2 separate regions of the Homo sapiens genome follow, and region 1 is linked to region 2. Evidence: chromatin loops called from intact Hi-C (ENCODE). Cell type or tissue: gastrocnemius medialis. All regions are shown on one strand. Links, peaks and the distances in the headings refer to the core of each region. The heading gives the core; the rest is flanking DNA.

Region 1 (8,776 bases), core at 554-8,553, 59 kb before region 2:
TTTTTTTTAATAAAAAAGAAAAAAAAAAAGCTTTTAAGAAAATAGAGGTTGAGTGGTCGGCCGTGGCTCCTAAATGAAGAGGGAAAGTAGAAGAACATGACTCACTCTGTTGGGGCTGGGGTCCCCCATTCTGAATGGGGACAGGGGTCACCCAGGGCCTCCCCCAACTGTGGATGTGCCAAGTGGTGTAGAGGTACATGAGTTGGGGGAGCCTCAGAGGAGGGAGGGCACCCCGAGGGTGGGTTCACCTTCTTGGGGAGAGGCCCCCAGCGCTGGGGGAGGGGCTAACAGGAGCCCCCCACCAGGTGGGGTTGTGGGGGGTGACATGGAGGCTCAGGCAGAGCAGAACCTGAAGGGCCTTGAGTTCTCTGAAGTCTGTACCCCCTACCCTTCGCCTGGAAGTCAGGCCTTCGCGGGTGCTAGGTTTCTAGCAAGGGGGGTGGCTGTGGGGAGGGGGAGCCCCCTTGTCTCCCTCCTAGGGCCGTGGGGACCTCAGGAAGACGTGGCCCGTGGGTCCTCCTTTGAGGCCCTGGGCCCTGGCCAGAGCCTGGCTCAGATCTGGGTGGGGTCCCCAGCTGGGAGGGTCCCCTGGCAGGGGGAGGCTCTGGGTGGGGGCCCGGGGGTAGCCTGTGGCTGCCGCCCCGCTGGTTCTCCCGGGCTGCAGTGCTGCAAACGTAACCGCGTAACTGAAAGCTGGTCAGGTGGTTGGCAGCGGGGCTGCAACAGACAGATTTCGTGTCTGTGTGTTTTTGCAACACCTTTCTATAAAGGGAAACATAATTTAAAATATGATTACTTAGTGTTGTAACAGCCGCCTCAGCCGCTCCACGCGATGCCGAGATCATTATCAGAGGCTGATATTAACTTGCAAAGAATATTATGCAAATTGCCTGCTGTCTCCTCCGGGAAACCTTCCCCCAGGATGCCGGGGGCTGGGCTGGCTCCCCTCGGGGCTTGGGGTAGGTCCCTTTGTGGGACAGCCCAGCCCTTGTGCTTTCTGCCCATCCCGCCCTCCACGCCCAGGCCTGAGCCCTCATCTGTGGCCAGGGGACCCTAGGAGGCATGAAGCAGTGGGTCAGGAAAGACCAAGTCCTTTGCCTCCCTGTGTCTCAGTGACCCCAGACCACGATGCCTCCTGGCCGGCTGGGTGGGGGCCTCAATGAGGCCATCGTGGTTGGGATGGCAGTGAAGCCCCTGCTGATGGTTAACCATGGCTGACTGCGGTGGTCACCGGACCTGGGTCCCCACGAGCCCCAAGTGCCCCCGAGAAAGAGTCCCTGGCCACGGACTGGGCCATGTCCATGCGCAGTGGCTCGTCCTGCTGACTGACCACTGTGGCTTTGCAGCTTCCAGGGGCTCAGGGGCAGCTGCTGGGAAAGATGTGGACGGTGGCTTGGATCCAGCATTGCTGTGTGGACTCAAATTTTTGCCCTAGGGGAGAGAGGCAGGGAGTGGGGTCTGAGGGTCCCTCCCACCCTGCTGAGTACAGTGTGTCCCCTGCCCCCGTCATCCCTTCCATCTGGGCCTGATGTGGGCAGTGGTACAGTTCCCAGATTGAAGATTCTCCCCAGAGGCTCCGTCCCACTGGAAGGGAGCCGGACAGAGCACGTTTAGAGCAAAATTCCGCTGACCCTGCACAGCCAAGGGGCTGCTGATGCTCTCTCTGAACCACTGTCCACCTGGCGACCGTACAAGCCCGACAGTCCCCGAATACTGCTGACCTCCGTGCATGAGATGACAGCCACTGGGGGTGCCCGTCTTCCAGGTCACCTCTGGAACTTCTCAGCAGAGTCCCCAGGTCACCTCCCGGAACTTCCCAGCAGAGTCCCCAGGTCACCTCCCGGAACTTCCCAGCAGAGTCCCCGGGGTGGGAAACTGGGCCTTCCTGGGCCACGGCCGGCCTTGGGCAGCAGACAAGGGACGGGGAGGGCTTGCCCTCCCTCGAGCAGCTCAGACCGGGGAGGACAGGGCGCTTGGGGCCTCGTTGGGGATCTTGCCGGTGCCGTCCTGGGCTGTCCTCAGCTGAGCAGCCACTTCCAGGGTTGGAGAGCAAGTGTTCTCTTGGGATTCGAGCCTCATTTCCCCCCGTGCTGCGGTGGAAGCTGGGCAAACACCATGGCCTCCCTGGGTCTCAGTTTTCCCGCTGTGAGCTCCGAATGGGGTACCGTATCCTGCTTTCTGGTCACCAGGAAGGTCTAGGGCCAGCCCAAGGCAGACCCAGAGAGGGCTCCCAGGCGGCCCCAGAAGCTGCGGGGCCCTTCCCCAGCCGGGCCCTGCGAGGACTGGCTCTGTCGCCCTCCCTTCCAGTGGGGCTGGCCCGACCCCTGCGAATGCCGCTCTGGGGGTCCCCGTGGGAGTCTGCCAGCTCCAGGAGGGCAGGGTGTCTATTTGCAGCTGTGCAGGTGACAGGCCAGGAGGAGGGAAGGGGCTTTTCCAGCACCCTGGGGTGTGTTGGAGGGGGGCAGGGTATCCATCTCCTGGGGCCACCACGACAGAGCCCACAGGTTTGGTGGCAGGAAGCCTCAGAGAGTGCTCCTGTCCCAGTTCTGCAGGCCCGGAGTTGACACTCTGTGCATCTTCAGGGCTGGTTCCTCCAGAGGCTTTGAGGGAGACTTTGTCACATGCCGCCCTCCAGCTCCCAAGGCTGCCACTGTCCTGGGCCTTTCTTGGCATGTGGGATCATGGGCCCAGTCTCTGCCTCCGTCCTCACACGGCCACCTTCCTTCTGTGCATCTGTGTCCAAACTTCTCCCTTCTGTAAGGATGCATGTTAGGGTCCACCCTAAATCCGGGATATCTCATCTTACCTTTCACTAATGATATCTGTAAAGACCCTGTTTCCAAATAAGGCCGCATTCAAAGGGTCAGGTAGATGCGAACCCCCGGTGTGGTGTGGGAGGGGCAGAAAGCCTTTAGTGCGTAGAGGGCACTGGGGGGCTGGCTCTGCACTTGCCCAGGACAGTGGGAGGAGCCAGGCACAGACAGCAGCCGCTGCTGGGATGGCACCTGGATGGGCGTGAAACCAGTGCAGCTGGCCAGCTCCAGGCCCAAGCTGAGCGGGGGTCGTGGGAGGGAAACGGGGCCACTGGTCGGGGAGGGTTTTCCTAGGAGTCGGCGTTGTCATCTGCGGTTATGTAAGTTTGGGAACAGGATTCGTGTTAATTATTGTAACCCAGTTTAGGCGGTGAGTCCATGTCATAGGAAGTGGCCTGGAAATGACAGCGTGTGGGTCACAGTGGAGCCCGGGGTGGGACCGTGGCTGGGTGCTGGCAGGCAGATGGCTGTCGGGAAGCTGGGGGCATGCGACGTCCCTGGGGCCCACACCAAGCCAGACCTCAGGGAAGCCCAGCCGCTCGCAGACCTGGGACCTCAAGAGCCAGGCCCGGTGCCATCCAGACCAGCAGCTGCCCCAGGGCTCAGCCCTAGGCCTCACCAGGCTCCTGATGATGCAGGAAAACAGAGGCACCCCCACCCCCCAAACCCCTCCCAGCTCTGAGTGGGAGGCCTCGGGGGGCATGTGCCCTTCGTCCTGTCCCCAGCTGCACGGTGTGAGGGTTCTCTCACAGGAAGGCAGGCACTGCGCTTTGCTGCTCTGAAGGCCCATGGAGGGTCCTGGCCACATTCAGGGAGTGGCTTCTGAAGGTTTTTAGAATGTCCAACAAGGGTCCCCAGGGGTGACTTGGTTTTCTCCAGCCCGAGGTGAAGGGCCTGGAGGCGGCTCCTGCCCGTCGGAGCTGCCCTGCGTGGCGCCCGGACTCCGGGCTCTGCCAACCCCTCCCATCGGAGCTGCCCTGCGCGGTGCCCAGTCTCTGGGCTCTGCCAACCCCTCCCATCAGAGCCGTTCTGTGCAGTGCCCAGCCTCCGGGCTCTGCCAGCCCCTCCCATTGGAGCTGCCCTGCACGGCGCCCGGCCTCTGGGCTCTGCCAACCCCTTGTTTCCACAGTGAGTTCAGGATTGTGGAGGGACCTACCCCACCTGGCTACCCAGCATTGGCAGGTGGGGACTTTGCTTCAGATGTTTAAGAAAAAAGGTAAAAGATAAAGTAATTAAACTTACAGAAAAATGTCAAGTATTGTACAAAGAACATTTTCCCGAACGATTTGAGGTAAACCTCCCCTGCATACCTGTGTGTCTTGTTCCAGTGTGGGCAGAGGGCTGCCCGCCACCCGCCTGTACCCACCCCCTGGCAGCCGCCTCCCAGGCCCCTCCTGGCCTTACACCAGCAGATCCAGTGCAGACCCCTCAGTACAGTTACTTGTTGAGTCTCTTTAAATTTAATTAAAAACTTTTTTTTTTTTTGAGAGTCTTGCTCTGTCGCCCAGGCTGGAGTGCAGTGGTGCAATCGCAGCCTCAAACTCGGGCTCAGGTGATCTCCCCGCCTCAGCCTCTGGAGTAGCTGGGACTATAGGTGTGGATCCCCACACATGGCTGATTTAAAAAAAATTTTTGTGCACCACCACATCTGGCTAATTAAAAAAATTTTTTTGGGTCGGGCACAGTGGTTCACACCTGTAATCCCAGCTACACAGGAGGCTGAGGCACAAGAATCACTTGAACCCTGGAGGCGGAGGTTGCAGTGAGCTGAGATGGCACCACTGCACTCCAGCCTGGGCGACAAGAGCGAAACTCAGTCTCGCCAAAAAAAAAAAAAAAAAAAAAAAAAATTGTAGAAATGGAGTCTTCCTATGTTGCCCAGGCTATAAATTCAAATTTTAAAAACTTTCTGATTAATTATACATAAAATTTACCGTTTTAGCTTTTTCAGTGGAATGAAGCATGCACATTTTTGCGCTGCCCTCAGCACCATCTCTAGAACTGTTTCATCTGCCCAAACTGAACCCCTTTCCCCATTAGACACAAACTCCCCATCCTTGCCCCAGCCCCTGGCAGGCACCTTTCTACTTCCTGTCTCTGTAGGCCTGCTTCCGGGACTGCATGTGAGTGGAGTCCCACAGGGGGTGTCCTCGTGTGACTGGCTCATTTGCTCCGCACCCTCTCCCCACGGCTCCTCCGGGTTGCAGGGAGTGGCGGAGCCCGTCCCTTCTCCAGGCTGCGTGATGTATGTGTGTGTGTGCGCCCGCCGCCATTTCCTTTGACTGTCACCCATTGGCGGACCCTGGGGCCACTTGCCTCTTGGCTGTCTGGTGCTGCCGCTATGGACGTGGCGTGCGCGTCTGTTTGAGTCTTGCTGTGTCTCTGGGCTCTTCCAGCCTGGTGTATTCTGTGGCCTTTCCATGGCCTTCGTGACCCTGACTCCGGGGTCTGGGCCAGTTTGACAGATTTGATAGATGGACCCTCGAGGTAGGTTTGTCTGTGGCCTCCTGGTGATTGGCGTCTTGGGCAGGGACGTCAGAGATACCGCCTTCTTGGACGTTGCCCCACCAGCGGAGACCGGACATTGCGTAGGAGGTGTCTGTGTGATGGATGAGTCTCGGAAGCAGCCCTCCAGCAACCCGCCTTTGGTGAAGGCCCCAGGTGTGCATGGGGACAGGGCTGGACACAGGAGGGGCTGGGGCATGCAGTAGGGGAGGGGTTGGCTACCCAGGACCAGGTCTGGGTGTGGAGGTCTTTGACCTGGGAGCGGGGAGGCTGCAGGTTGGTGAGTGGGTGTTGAGGGTCTCATCGGAACCCACTGCTCCTGGAAAGACGGGTCCCCTCCTGGCTGGATCCATGTCCCTCAGTTGTCCCTGGAGCCACTGAGTGAGGGACACCCTCAGCGAGCACCACCTTCCCTACCTCCCCGCTCTTCCTCAGGCTGTGGGGCTGTAGAGGAACTAGGAGATGGGGTTGTGGCCAGGTCTTGGGTCTCCCCACCCAGTGATGCGGGAGAAGTTGGGGTGAGGCGGAGAGGCTTTCTCAGCTTTGACTGCATCTGTCTCTGGGCCCCAGAGCTGCCTGGGCCAGCCAGGTTCTTGGTGGACATCGTCTGTCTGAGAAGATCTGCCCTCAACCCAGCCAGGCCGGGGGTCCCCTCAGCAGCGGTCGAGATGAATGTCGTGGGCGGCCGGAACGTGCCACCACTAACAGGTGGAGAGGTGGGGAGGCCTGAAACAGCAGGAATTTCTTCTTGCACAGCGGTGGAGGCCAAAAGCCCCAGGCCACAGTGTCTCGGGGCCCCCGCCTGCCTCCGCAGCGTGGTGCCAGCCGCCTGTGGTGCCCTGGGCTCATGCCCGTCTCGTGCCAGTCTCGGCCTGGCCTCTGCACGGCGCTCTTCACAGGTGTCCGCGTTTTCCCTTCTCAGAAGACACCTCTGGACCTGCCCTAAATCTGGGAAGCTCTCATGTGAACTTGATCTTACATCTGCAAAGACCCTAGTTCCAAATACAGTCACATTCGAGTTTGGGGTGCATGTGGATTTTGGAGAGATGCTATTCCTAGTACAGGGGTGAAGGCCAAAGTGTCCACCTGCCCCACTCCCTCTTCTCTGTGGCTGCCTCCCCCCCAACCCAGCCTGGGAAGGAAGGGAGGGCGGTGCTGCCTCCCTGAGCAAGGAGATGACCTCCGCGTGCCTAGGCTCAGGTTGGGGTGAAGCATTGACTGTACCTGGACTCAGGAGAGCAGCTCCCCAGGGGCTCTGACCCCCACCAGCTCCCCTGAGCCCTGTGGCCACTGGCTCTTCTGTTGGGAGCGTGTGATGTCAACAGCCTCCGCTCCAGCAGGGTGGCCCCGTTTCTGGCATCGAGGAAGAGGGCCCTCAGGTTTCTGTTGCGGTGCCAGAAAGGTTCTGCCGTGTGAAGTGCTCGGTCGTCAGGAGATCAATCTGGTCGCTTTCATGTGAGTGTAGATGTCTAATGGGGCAGAAGTTATGACAGCCGTAAAACACGGCGTCTTCCCCCTCGCCCTGATATCTGGCAGGAGTGAGGCAGGCAGCACAAAATCCTAGGCGTAGAGAGGGCCATGCACGGTGGGAAATGAGCAGAAATACACTCAGCTGCTTATGGAAGATGGTGTCTGTCTTTCCTTCTGGGGAGAGGGAGGGCAGTCAACACCCAGAGAACGGGGCGTCTGTGGGATCCGCTGGCCAAGAGCCAGCCCCACCCGCCGGGGAGAGGGGGCTGTGATCTGATGGTGCACACGCTGGATTGAGGGCTGCGCCCCTGTTGGGGTTGGGTGCTGGCAGGAGGGGTGCTTCTTGGGAGGCAGGTCCGTGGAGGCAGCGCGGGCCTGGCGGGTGGAGGGTCTCCATCAGCTCAGCAGCACCTGCTAAGACGCCTCGGCTCTACCTGGTTTTGTTTGTCGGGCTCCGAGGGCCAGACCCAGTGCTTCATGGATGGTGACCCCGTTGAGATGAGGGCCACTGTCAGCTCCGCCCTGCACACACCTGCCCAGACCTCTCACAGGTGAGGGCCACCATCAGCTCGGCCCTGTGCACACCTGCCCAGACCTCTCACAGGCATGGTGGGGAGGCAGGTGAACCTGAGCATCCCGGAGGCCCATCCGCCGGCTCAGCACGTGGCACAGGCGGGGCAGAGCCCGGACTTGGCCTTGGGGTGGCCTCTGCTTCCCAAGCCTGTGTGGGACCTGAGGCTCCCCGCCCCCTTCCATCAGGCCGTGGCGTGGCCACACCGATGGTCCTGAGGGTGAAGACCCTGGGGAGACGGGCAGAGGGGGCATCCCTCAGCCCCACCTCTCCCTTCTGCTGGGAGTCCTGGGCGGTCACCTGCTTTAGTGATGAGCTGACCCAGGGCCCCGGCAGGTCGTGTTCAGGTGGAGAGTCTTTGGAGAATGGCTGGTGCCCCCATTTTGTGAAAGGAGAAATGGGCCCAGTGAGGTTGGAGGCCCTGGCCAGGGCAGATTGGCCTTTGCTGCAGCCTGGCTCTCGCGTCAGCTCCACCCTGATCTCTGAGTTCTGCAGGAGCCCTGGGGTTTCGGGGTGCTGCTGCAGGTGGGCTGGACTGCGAGAAGCGGTGCAAAGACAGCAGGGGTCCGGTGGGCGGGGGTGGGGGCTGGCTGCCCTCCCCGCCTTGCCCTCAGCCTGGTGTTGCCTGGTTACCTGGGCCAGGTGCCATCCAGGTAGAGGGAGCTTGGTCAGGGGCCAGCTGCTGCCGCCACTTGGTGGGGATGGTGCCCCAGGGCCCGAGCCAGGAGGGGCTGTGTGTGTTCCTGGCCTGGGGGCCGCAGCTGCCCTCCCTGGGCCCTTGGGTTTTCCCAGAGGCTTCAGCTCATCCTCACTTTAAGTGTGCTTTCGTAATAATTACACCAAAACCCAGCAGCTGAGAGGCCTTTGCAGAGATTCGGCAGCTGTGATTACAGCCACTGATTTCCAAGAAACGTCACGAGGGAATTCTGTTACAGCCCGAGGTGGAAGCGGACGCCCGGCACCGCCTTCCTGGGCACCCCGCGCTCAGAGAGCAGGTCCGAGTGCTGAGTTCCCAGCTGGGAGGACGCGTGGAGGATGGGAACCATGGCTGTGAGCGGGTGGGGCTGGGCCATGGGGAGCCCAGCGGGTGGCTGGCTTCATCTTGGTTGGGGGTGTGTGGTGTGCAGGTCGTTCCGGTTACTCTACAGTTCAAGCCCAGGCATGCTGACCCCTGCCCTGTCCTGCGGAGCCCCCAGTGCCCGTCGGGACTGAGTCCACCTGGTTCCTTCCCCTGGGTTTCCAGCGGCCTGGGTGGCTGGAGAGTCCCCGAGTGGCCACTGAGGGTCCGTTTGGTCTGGGCTTCCTCCTCTGGGAATGGTTTCCTGTGTTACGAGAAATATGGGAAACGCGCGTTTCTTCTCCCCGCAGCCGTTCGTGATCCGTGACCCTGGGCCCGTGGGGTTCTGGGATGAAAACT
Region 2 (8,776 bases), core at 436-8,435:
TCAGGTTTGGTAAGTTGTGTATATCTGGAAGTTCATCGGCTCCGTCTAAAGTTGAGATGTATTGGCCGGGCACGGTGGTTCACTCCTGTAATCCCAGCACTGCGAGGCTGAGGTGGGCAGATCACTTGAACTTGGGAGTTTAAGACCAGCCTGGGCAACATGGCAAAACCCCATCTCTACCAAAAATACAAAAAGTTAGCCAGGCATGGAGGTGTGTGCCTGAGGTCCCAGCTACTCGGGAGGCTGAGATGGGAGGATCGCTTGAACCTGGGAGGCGCAGGTTGTAGTGAGCTGAGATGACACCACTGCACTCCAACCTGGGTGACAGAGCGAGACTGCCATCTCAAAATAAGTGTTAAAGTTCAGATGTATTGACATGAAATTGTTCCAGTACCCTCTTTTTATTTTTTTTTTGAGACGGAGTCTTGCTCTGTCGCCCAGGCTGGAGTGCAGTGGCGCAGTCTCGGCTCACTGCAAGCTCCACCTCCTGGGTTCACGCCATTCTCCTGCCTCAGCCTCCCAAGTAGCTGGGACTACAGGCGCCTGCCACCATGCCTGGCTAATTTTTTTGTATTTTTAGTAGAGATGGGGTTTCACTGTGTTCACCGGGATGGTCTCGATCTCCTGACCTCGTGATCTGCCTGCCTTGGCCTCGCAAAGTGCTGGGATTACAGGCGTGAGCCACCGCGCCCGGCCTCCAGTACCCTCTTTAAGATCTTCTGAATGTCTACAACAGGGATGAGCCTCCTCTGACTATGGCAGATCTGTCCCGTGTCCTGTTTTTGTACAGCCTGCAAACTAAGGATGGGGTGTATATTTCTAAAGGATTCCTTTGAAAAAGCAAGGAAGGGCTGGGTGTGGTGTCTCATGCCTGTAATCCCAGCACTTTGGGAAGCTGAGGCGGGTGGCTCACTTGAGGTCAGGAGTTCAAGACCAGCCTGGCTATCATGGTGAAACTCCATGTCTACTAAAATTACGAAAATTAAGCAGGTGCAGTGTGTGTCACAGGATCCTTGGGGTGTCGCTTCACCCGCCAGAAACCTCTGTGGCCGGTGGTGCCTTTACCCAAGTTTTGCTCGTGCCTGCTGGGCTCATTCCACCCGTTCGGCCCAGCAGGCTGTGCCAGGTTTGCACTACCGGCCCGGATCCCACACCTCTGAGGGTGAGCCAGGCACAGAGCAGCAAGGGGTGTGTGAGCGAGCAAGCTCCAGGCCCAGCCACTGTGCACAGCCAGGCACACTGGCTGCAGTGGGGTGGGCAGCTCCAGGCACTGGCACAGGCGCCGGCTCCCTGCAGGGCTGCAGCTGTACCAGGCATACCTCAAGCAGCTTCTGCTGACACTGGGAAACACGGTGGCACCTGGAAGCTTGGAGATGCCAGGAACTGCAGAGCCCCAAAGAAGGTGTCACAGCCCCGGCTCACGGACCTCCTGGGTCTGGGATCCCCGAAGGGCTGCAGCTCTTCTCTCCTCATTGCCCACAACGTGGTGGGCAAGGGGCATGTTTCAGCCCTGTTTGTGTTACAGCTCTTTCATCTCTTTTAATCCTGCCATTTGGCAGGTCCCGAGTTCTTGTTCCGCATCCAGGAAAATGAGGTATGCAGACAACTGGAGGGCAAGTAAAGTGAAGAAATGCTTTATTGAGGGACAGTACAGCTCTCAAGGAGACCCTGGAGTGGGTAGCTCCTCTCTGCAGGCAGGTCTCCTCAACATCTGCTCAGCTCTCAGCTGAGAGGAGACCCACAGTGGGTAGCTCCCCTCCTCAGGTAGGCCATCCTGTTGTCTGGCTGAGTCTGGGGTTTTTATGGCCTTCAGAGGGCAGGATGTGCATGCTGATTTGTCCATGGGCAGCCATGAGTGGGCCCGGAAAAGGCAACATAAGTTCTCACTCCAGTCTGCGGAACTGACAGCCTGGGCCCTGGGCTTCAGGCCATTCCTGGCTTGAAGGTAGGGCTTACCAGGACCCACCCCTTTCCATCCAGGAGCCTGTCTGCCTCCTGCCACCATTAACCTGCTTATGGTGGCCACACACACCCAGGCTGTTAGCCCCACCTCGGCCTCCCTCTTGTGCTCGACGGTGCCCAACATCCAGAGGGGGCCAAGGCGGCAGGGGCCTGGCATGTCAGCACTGCCCTGAGCGCACATACACCTGGCCAGGTCATGACAGTGCCCAGGTTCAGCTACAACTTTGCTCCAAAATCGGAGCAGGTCCTGGAAGTGAGGAGAGGGCCAGGCAGCAGGAGCAGGCACTTCTGAGCCTGTGCAGGCAGGGGGGCTTCCCAGGCCCCCAAGAGTGCAGAGATGCTCAGGTCTGCAGCCACAGCTGGGCAACTGCAGCTGCGCCTGGGAGGGTGGAACTCCCACCCCTCCAACTTGGAAGCGGGCAAGATTTCTACCTGTTCCCGGCTCCTGCCAGCTCCATGGAGCGTGCAGCCCTGGCCACGCCTCACCCACTACAGCTGGCATCATGGCAGTGGCTGGTCCAGACGGGCCACCGCTGCCATCACCTGTAGTCACAGTTACGCAGGAGGCTGAGGCAGAAAAATTGCTTGAACCCAGTAGGCAGAGTTGCAGTGAGCTGAGATCGCACCACTGCACTCCAGCATGGGTGACAGAAAGAGACCCTGTCTCAAAAAAAAAAAAAAAAAAGGAAGCAAAGGCAAAGAAGGACAAGTGGCAGAAAGTACATGTGGTCAGCCTACCTAAAGTATTTACTCTCTGGCCCTCCCAGCAGAAGTTTGCCAGCCCTGTTCTGTAGAACCTGTTGTGTAATGGAGTGTTCCTTAATGGTGTCAATTTTTTTTTTTTTTTTTTGGAGATGGAGTTTCTCTCTGTCACTCAGGCTGGAGTGGCTCCTGCCACTCAGCCTCTCAAGTAGCTGGGATTACAGGCACCTGCCATTATGCCCAGTTAATTTTTGTATTTTTAGTAGAGATGGGGGTTTCACCATGTTGGCCAGGCTGGTCTCGAACTTCTGACCTCAAGTGATCCACCCACCTTGGCCTCCCAAAGTGCTGGGATTACAGGTGTGAGCCACTGTGCCAGGCCGATGTTAATTTTTGTCTTTTCTCTTTTTCTCTTTGTTCAGACTTGCTAGAGAGTTTCCATTATATTTGTCTTTTCAAAGAACCAACTTCTGGATTTTTTCTCTTATGTATGTATTTATATATTTTTTTATTTCAGTTTATCTCTACTTTCTTTGTGTTTACTTTGCTATTATATTCCTAGTTTTTGAGAGAGATCTGTAGATCATTGATACCTCAGCCTTTTAAAGTAAAGCACTTAGGGCTCTATATTTCCTGATCAGCACTGCCTAATTCTAACACATTTTCATGTCAGATTTTCATTATCATTCAGATAAAGGTATTTTCTAGTCATTTGTGATTTTTTTTTCCCTTTTGCCCTTGTGTTATGTAGCAATGTACTGCTTAATTTACAAACCTTTTTGGATTTTCTGGTCATCTTTTTTGTTATGAATTCTGAATTAAATTTCCAGTGGACATAGAATGCACTCAGCCTAGTTTGTTACTCTGGAGTTTGTTGAGACTTTCCCTGAGCCCCTGTATATGTTCCATATACATTGAAAAGAAATAGCATAAACGGTGCTGATAAGGAAGGCAAATGTATATTCTTTCAGGTGTGTTTTTATCTTGTGTTGGCCACAGCAGAGCCACCTCAGCTCCCTTTTGTTTAATATTTACCTGGTACATCTCTTTCTATCATTTGTCCTCTTGTTTGAGGTTTTCTCTTGGGTTTTGTTTTATTCATTCTTCACAAACATTAATTTTTTTTGTTTGTTTTGAGACAGAGTCTTGCTCCATCGTCCAGGCTGGAGGGCAGTGGCGCTATCTCGGCTCACTGCAACCTCCGCCTCCCGGGTTCTAGCAATTCTTGTGCCTCAGCCTCCCGAGTAGTTGGGACTACAGGCATGTGCCACCACACCGGCTGTTTCTATTTTTAGTAGAGACTGGGTTTCACCATGTTGGCCAGGCTGGTCTTGAACTCCTGACCTTGGGTGATCCCCCTGCTTCAGCCTCCCAGAGTGCTGGGATTACAGGCATGAGCTACTGCACCCGGCCAACAAACGTTATTTTCTACTGGAGTGTTTTGACTTTCATTTCACGTGGTTACTGACTTTGCTGGGTTAATCTACCGTCTTGTCCATTGGTCTCTGCTCTTCCCCTCTGACCTCCTGTTGCTTCTCCTTTCTTGTCCCTCCTTTCTGATTAATCAGGTATTCCATTTTCCCCTGTATATGCCTATTAAAAGTTTGTATACTGTTCTTGTAGGTTAGGGATTTCAGCATTCATCCTGAGTTAGAATGTTCTGTGTGTTAATTCTGTGTATGTTGTAAGCACCACTAGACGTGCCTTTGTCATTTTACATCATTGTGTTTATATTTATCTGCACATTTTTTCCCCATGCTTTTCACTGTCTCCTGCGTTACCTCACTCCCTCCTATCTGAGATCACTTTCCTTTTGATGCGGCTCCATGTCCTTGGTCGGTCTGGGGACCCCTCAGTCTGTCTCCTCAGAGCCTCAGCCTCCTCTCCTCCTCTCCTTCTGGGGCTCCAGTTACATGTATGTTAGGCTTTCCCCAAGTCCTATGTGTTCCATGTGTCTTTTATTCTGTTTTCTGTATTTTCTATTCTTTTATCTTTTTTTTTTTTTTTTTTTTTTTTGAGATGGAGTTTTGCTCTTGTTGCCCAGGCTGGAGTGCAGTGGTGCCATCTTGGTTCACTGCAACCTCCACCCCCGCTGGGTTCAAGCAATTCTTCTGCCTCAGCCTCCAGAGTAGCTGGGATTACAGGTGCGCACCACCACACCTGGCTAATTTTTTGTATTTTTAGTAGAGACGGAGTTTTGCCATGTTAGCCAAGCTGGTCTCGAACTCCTAACCTCAAGTGATCTGCCCACCTCGTCCTCCCAAAGTGCTGGGGTTACAGGTGTGAGCCACCACGCCTGGCCTATTCTTTCTTATTCTGCATCAATCTGGATATTTTGTATTAAATTATTTTCCAGTTCACAAATCTCATCTGCACTATTTAATTTTCCCCTAAATAATTCTTTTGAGTTCATATTGTTAGTTGTTGGATTTTTTTTGTTTGTTTTCGAGATGGTCTTGCTCTGTCACCCAGGCTGGAGTGCAGTGGCACAATCTCAGCTCACTGCAACCTCTGCCTCCTGGGTTCAAGCGATTCTCCTGCCTCCACTTCCTGAGTAGCCGGGACTACAAGTGCATACCACCACACCTGGCTAATTTTTTTGTATTTTTAGTAGAGGCGAGGTCTTGCCGTTTTGGCCAGGCTGTCTCGAACTCCTAACCTCAAGTGACTGGCCCACCTCAGCCTCCCAGAGTGCCGGGATTACAGGCATGAGCCACTGCGCCCGGCTGCGTTTTTTTTTTTTTTAATAGGACTTAATCCCTTTTGTTGATTCTAGTTTTCTGGTGAAATTTTCCATCTTGTTGCCTGTATTTCTTGTACACATTAAAAATTGTTATTTTAAATTCGGTGTCTGCTAGTTGTCTGATCTGATGTCCTTCTGTAAATTGTTGGTTTTGTTTTGTTGTTTTGTTTTGTTTTGTTTTTTATCATTTGGTCTATGGGTCCACATCTAACATCTCTTTGTGAAATAGTTTTCTATCATTTGGTTCTGTTTTCTGGGATTCCTGGCCCTTTCTTATGGACGGCCGGACATCGTGTGAAAACAGGTGAGGAGTCGTAAGCAGCACTCCTCAAAGGGTCTGGGGACTGTTGCGTGAAGGTCTGCAGTGAGGGGAAATCTGTGCCATCCAGCAGCGCCCGTGCCCACATTCTCCAAGGCCGGTGTGCTTCTGGTTTGCCTCACACCGTAGCCTGTAGCCCTTCCAGGGCCTCAGCTGAAAGCCTGGTGTTCCCCAGAACCCCTCCTCTTGGCTGGCCTTGAAATCAGTCCATTTTCATCTCTCCAATACACGAGATGCCAAATTCTAGATTTCCTTGTTTTTTTCGTTTCTTGGCAGTTGATTTTGCTCCATCTCTGCCTGCATGCATGGCTACTTAGTAGTCAGCAGATATCCAAGGGACAGTTCCGAAATTGCACCCTGAGGCCGGCTCTCAGGATCCTGGGCCCCGAGGCTCCCGGCTCTGTCAGCCACTGCCGCCTTTAGGCCCTGCCGCCTCAGCTGCTCCACCCCAGGGCTGGCAGGTCCCAGTTCTCAGGATCGCAGCCCCTCAGGGTTGTAGTTGGTCTTTTGATAATTTTGGTAGTTGTTTTTGATGAGGGAGTTAGTCTAATATTGGCTGCTCCCTCATATCCACAGTGGGAATCTCTGGGGCGTTTTAAAAGTTAAATATATTTATTTTTGCATAGCTAATGTGTGTTCACTGTCTTAAAGACTAGGAAAAGGTCATAGAGTGAAAGCCATTCTCCCCTGCTGGTCCTCACATGCACACTCTGTCCTTACACACACACTCTGTCCTTACACACACTGTCCTCACACACACTGTCCACACACACACACACACACACACACACACATTCTGTCCTCACACACACTGTCCTCACACGCACCCTCTGTCCTCACACATACCCTCTGTCCTCACACACACACACTCTGTCCTCACACACACACACTCTGTCCTCACACACCCTCTGTCCTCACACACACACCTTCTGTCCTCACACACACACACTCTGTCCTCACACACACACACTCTGTCCTCACACAAACCCTCTGTCCTCACACACACGCACCCTCTGTCCTCACACACACCCTCTGTCCTCACACACACCCTCTGTCCTCACACACACCCTCTGTCCTCACACACACACACTCTGTCCTCACACACACACACTCCGTCCTCACACACACACACACACACACACTCTGTCCCCACACACACACTGTCCTCACACGCACCCTCTGTCCTCACCCACACACACACACACTCTGGCCCTCACTCACACTCTGGCCTCACACACACACGCTGTCCCCACACACTCTGTCTCCCAGAGGAACTCACAGCTGGCACACATCCCGGGAGCTTCCTCCATGTCTGACGCATGTGCACGTGTGTGTGGGGGGGGTTGTGCATTTGTGTGGTTGGGGGCATGCACGTGTGTATGGCGGTGGGTACACACTTGTGTGGGTGGCATCCCGTGCATTGCCCTTCATTTGTCCTTAGTGTCCTGGTCGTCCTTCTCAGCACACACAGACCCTGCTAGTGTCTTCACAGTGACCCGTGCCATGTGCTGTGATAGGTGGGATTGATTCAACCTGTGCCTATGGCTGGACAAGCTCTTGCAAAGGCAGGGCGGGCCACCTGCTGCCTCGAGGATGTCCTTGGGCAAGTCTGAGAAACGTGTGGATGGATGTAGAGCAGGAAAGGGATGCCATCAGATCAGCAATAAAAATCATCGCTGGGATCCCTGTCGGAGGCCTGGACCACTTGGGGACTTCTTGAGTCTCCAGGACCAGGCTTGGTGCTGGTAGGAGTGGGTGCTGGGATTTGCAGGAGATAAAATGACAGCACCTGCCAGGCCTGGAGGAAGCCTCAGCTCTAAGGAGGGCACTGGCCAGGAGTGTGGGTGGGGCAGGGCAGGGGCCAGGTTTGATGGGACTGTTGAGCTGGTCGAGAAGCCCAGAGGGTCCCACTCACTCGGGGATCCCACGTTCTCCGAGAGCTGAGCAGGCCCAGGTGCCCTGGCGGGCTGCAGGGTCATGCCGGCCCCTCGCGTCGGGAGCAAGCTCCTGGGGGTGCCAGTGAGGATTCTACTTAGTGGCCCCCACATCTTCCCCCGCAGCTGCACCCATGAGTGTGGGCATGGGGACTCGAGAGACCAGCGAGCCCCTTTCCATCCGGGTTTCCAGGAGACCCAGAGAGGCCAGGATATGCGTACAGGTCCTTCCTCCCTCCCTCCTCCCCCTCCCTCCTCCCTCCCTCTTCCCTCCTTCCCTCCCTCCTCCCTCCCTCTTCCCTCCTTCCTCCCTCCTTCCCTCCCTCCTTCCTGATGTGAATGTCCCTCTCTGCCTTCATTTTTCTTCCTCCTGGCTTTCCCTGCTGGGCTTTTCTGCATTTCCCCATGTGTCAGCATCCACGAAACGGGCTGTGTCTTAACAGGCACGGTGTGGCGTGGCATGGCGTGGTAATTGGTGATGGTTTGCCTTCCCAGTTATGGCGTGGCATGATTAAATTGGTGGCACCTTTGCCCTGTGGCACATGAGAGAATGGCATGCCTTATAATTGTGGCCTCTGTGCTCCCACCAAGTACAGCGTGGAAGTCGTTTCTGGTCTTTCTGGAGGATGACAGAGGCACTGCCCCAGCCAGCACTGGTAGTTGATGGGCCCTGTGTGTTAGGCGCATGCTGTGTGCCAGGCCCTGGGGACACTGACCAGCAGGGTGAGCCCCCCTCACTGCCAGAAGCACTGGACCCAGAACAGGCTCACTGGCCAGGAGGCAGCGAGCTGGGACCATGGACCCACCCCCAAAGCTGGGTGGAAGGGGCAACAGCAGGGAAGGCAGGTCTCCCCGAGCTGCAGTGACCACACTAAATGCCACGTCTGCACCAGTTGGCCCCACAGCCGGCCCTGGGCTCTGGCCATCAGGAGGCACCTGGGCGGGGAGCTGGGAAGCAAGTTGTGGTCCCAGCCTTGCTGGGCATCGGGCAGGAGGGTGTTGAGTCCACACCTGTGTGCTTTCGGGGGTGGGACACAGCCCCATGTGGAGAGTGTGGTCATCTCCCCGAGGCCCACTGCATGTGGGGCACCCGTTACCTCATCACCCGGGCCTGGT

What was found. Hi-C counts contacts between places; a loop is a spot of excess contacts. Peaks named below come from ENCODE experiments on the same cell type or tissue, not always from the same donor. Only the 100,000 strongest peaks of a DNase experiment are listed, where the experiment ranks them.
Region 1: a loop joins it to region 2, with 9 times the contacts of the local background. A loop is called at or near these places in 7 of 110 quality-filtered maps.

What each region holds. Positions count from the first base shown.
Region 1 is chr9:136,081,025-136,089,800 of GRCh38, reverse strand. The region is part of intron 1 of NACC2 (NACC family member 2); the gene reads left to right. Among named protein-coding and RNA genes, the nearest start is that of NACC2, 9.9 kb to the left of the region's middle. RefSeq lists enhancers at 1,897-2,856, 8,301-8,776. In gastrocnemius medialis, for the core only: no CTCF peak of the experiment used is centred there; DNase peaks (open chromatin) are centred at 720, 3,800 and 8,300; H3K4me3 peaks cover 558 bases; H3K27ac peaks cover 4,671 bases.
Region 2 is chr9:136,022,248-136,031,023 of GRCh38, reverse strand. The region is part of intron 2 of NACC2 (NACC family member 2); the gene reads left to right. Among named protein-coding and RNA genes, the nearest start is that of UBAC1, 65 kb to the right of the region's middle. RefSeq lists a silencer at 857-1,069 and enhancers at 5,874-6,464, 6,502-7,040, 8,117-8,776. In gastrocnemius medialis, for the core only: no CTCF peak of the experiment used is centred there; DNase peaks (open chromatin) are centred at 2,463, 2,733, 3,973 and 7,013; H3K27ac peaks cover 4,090 bases.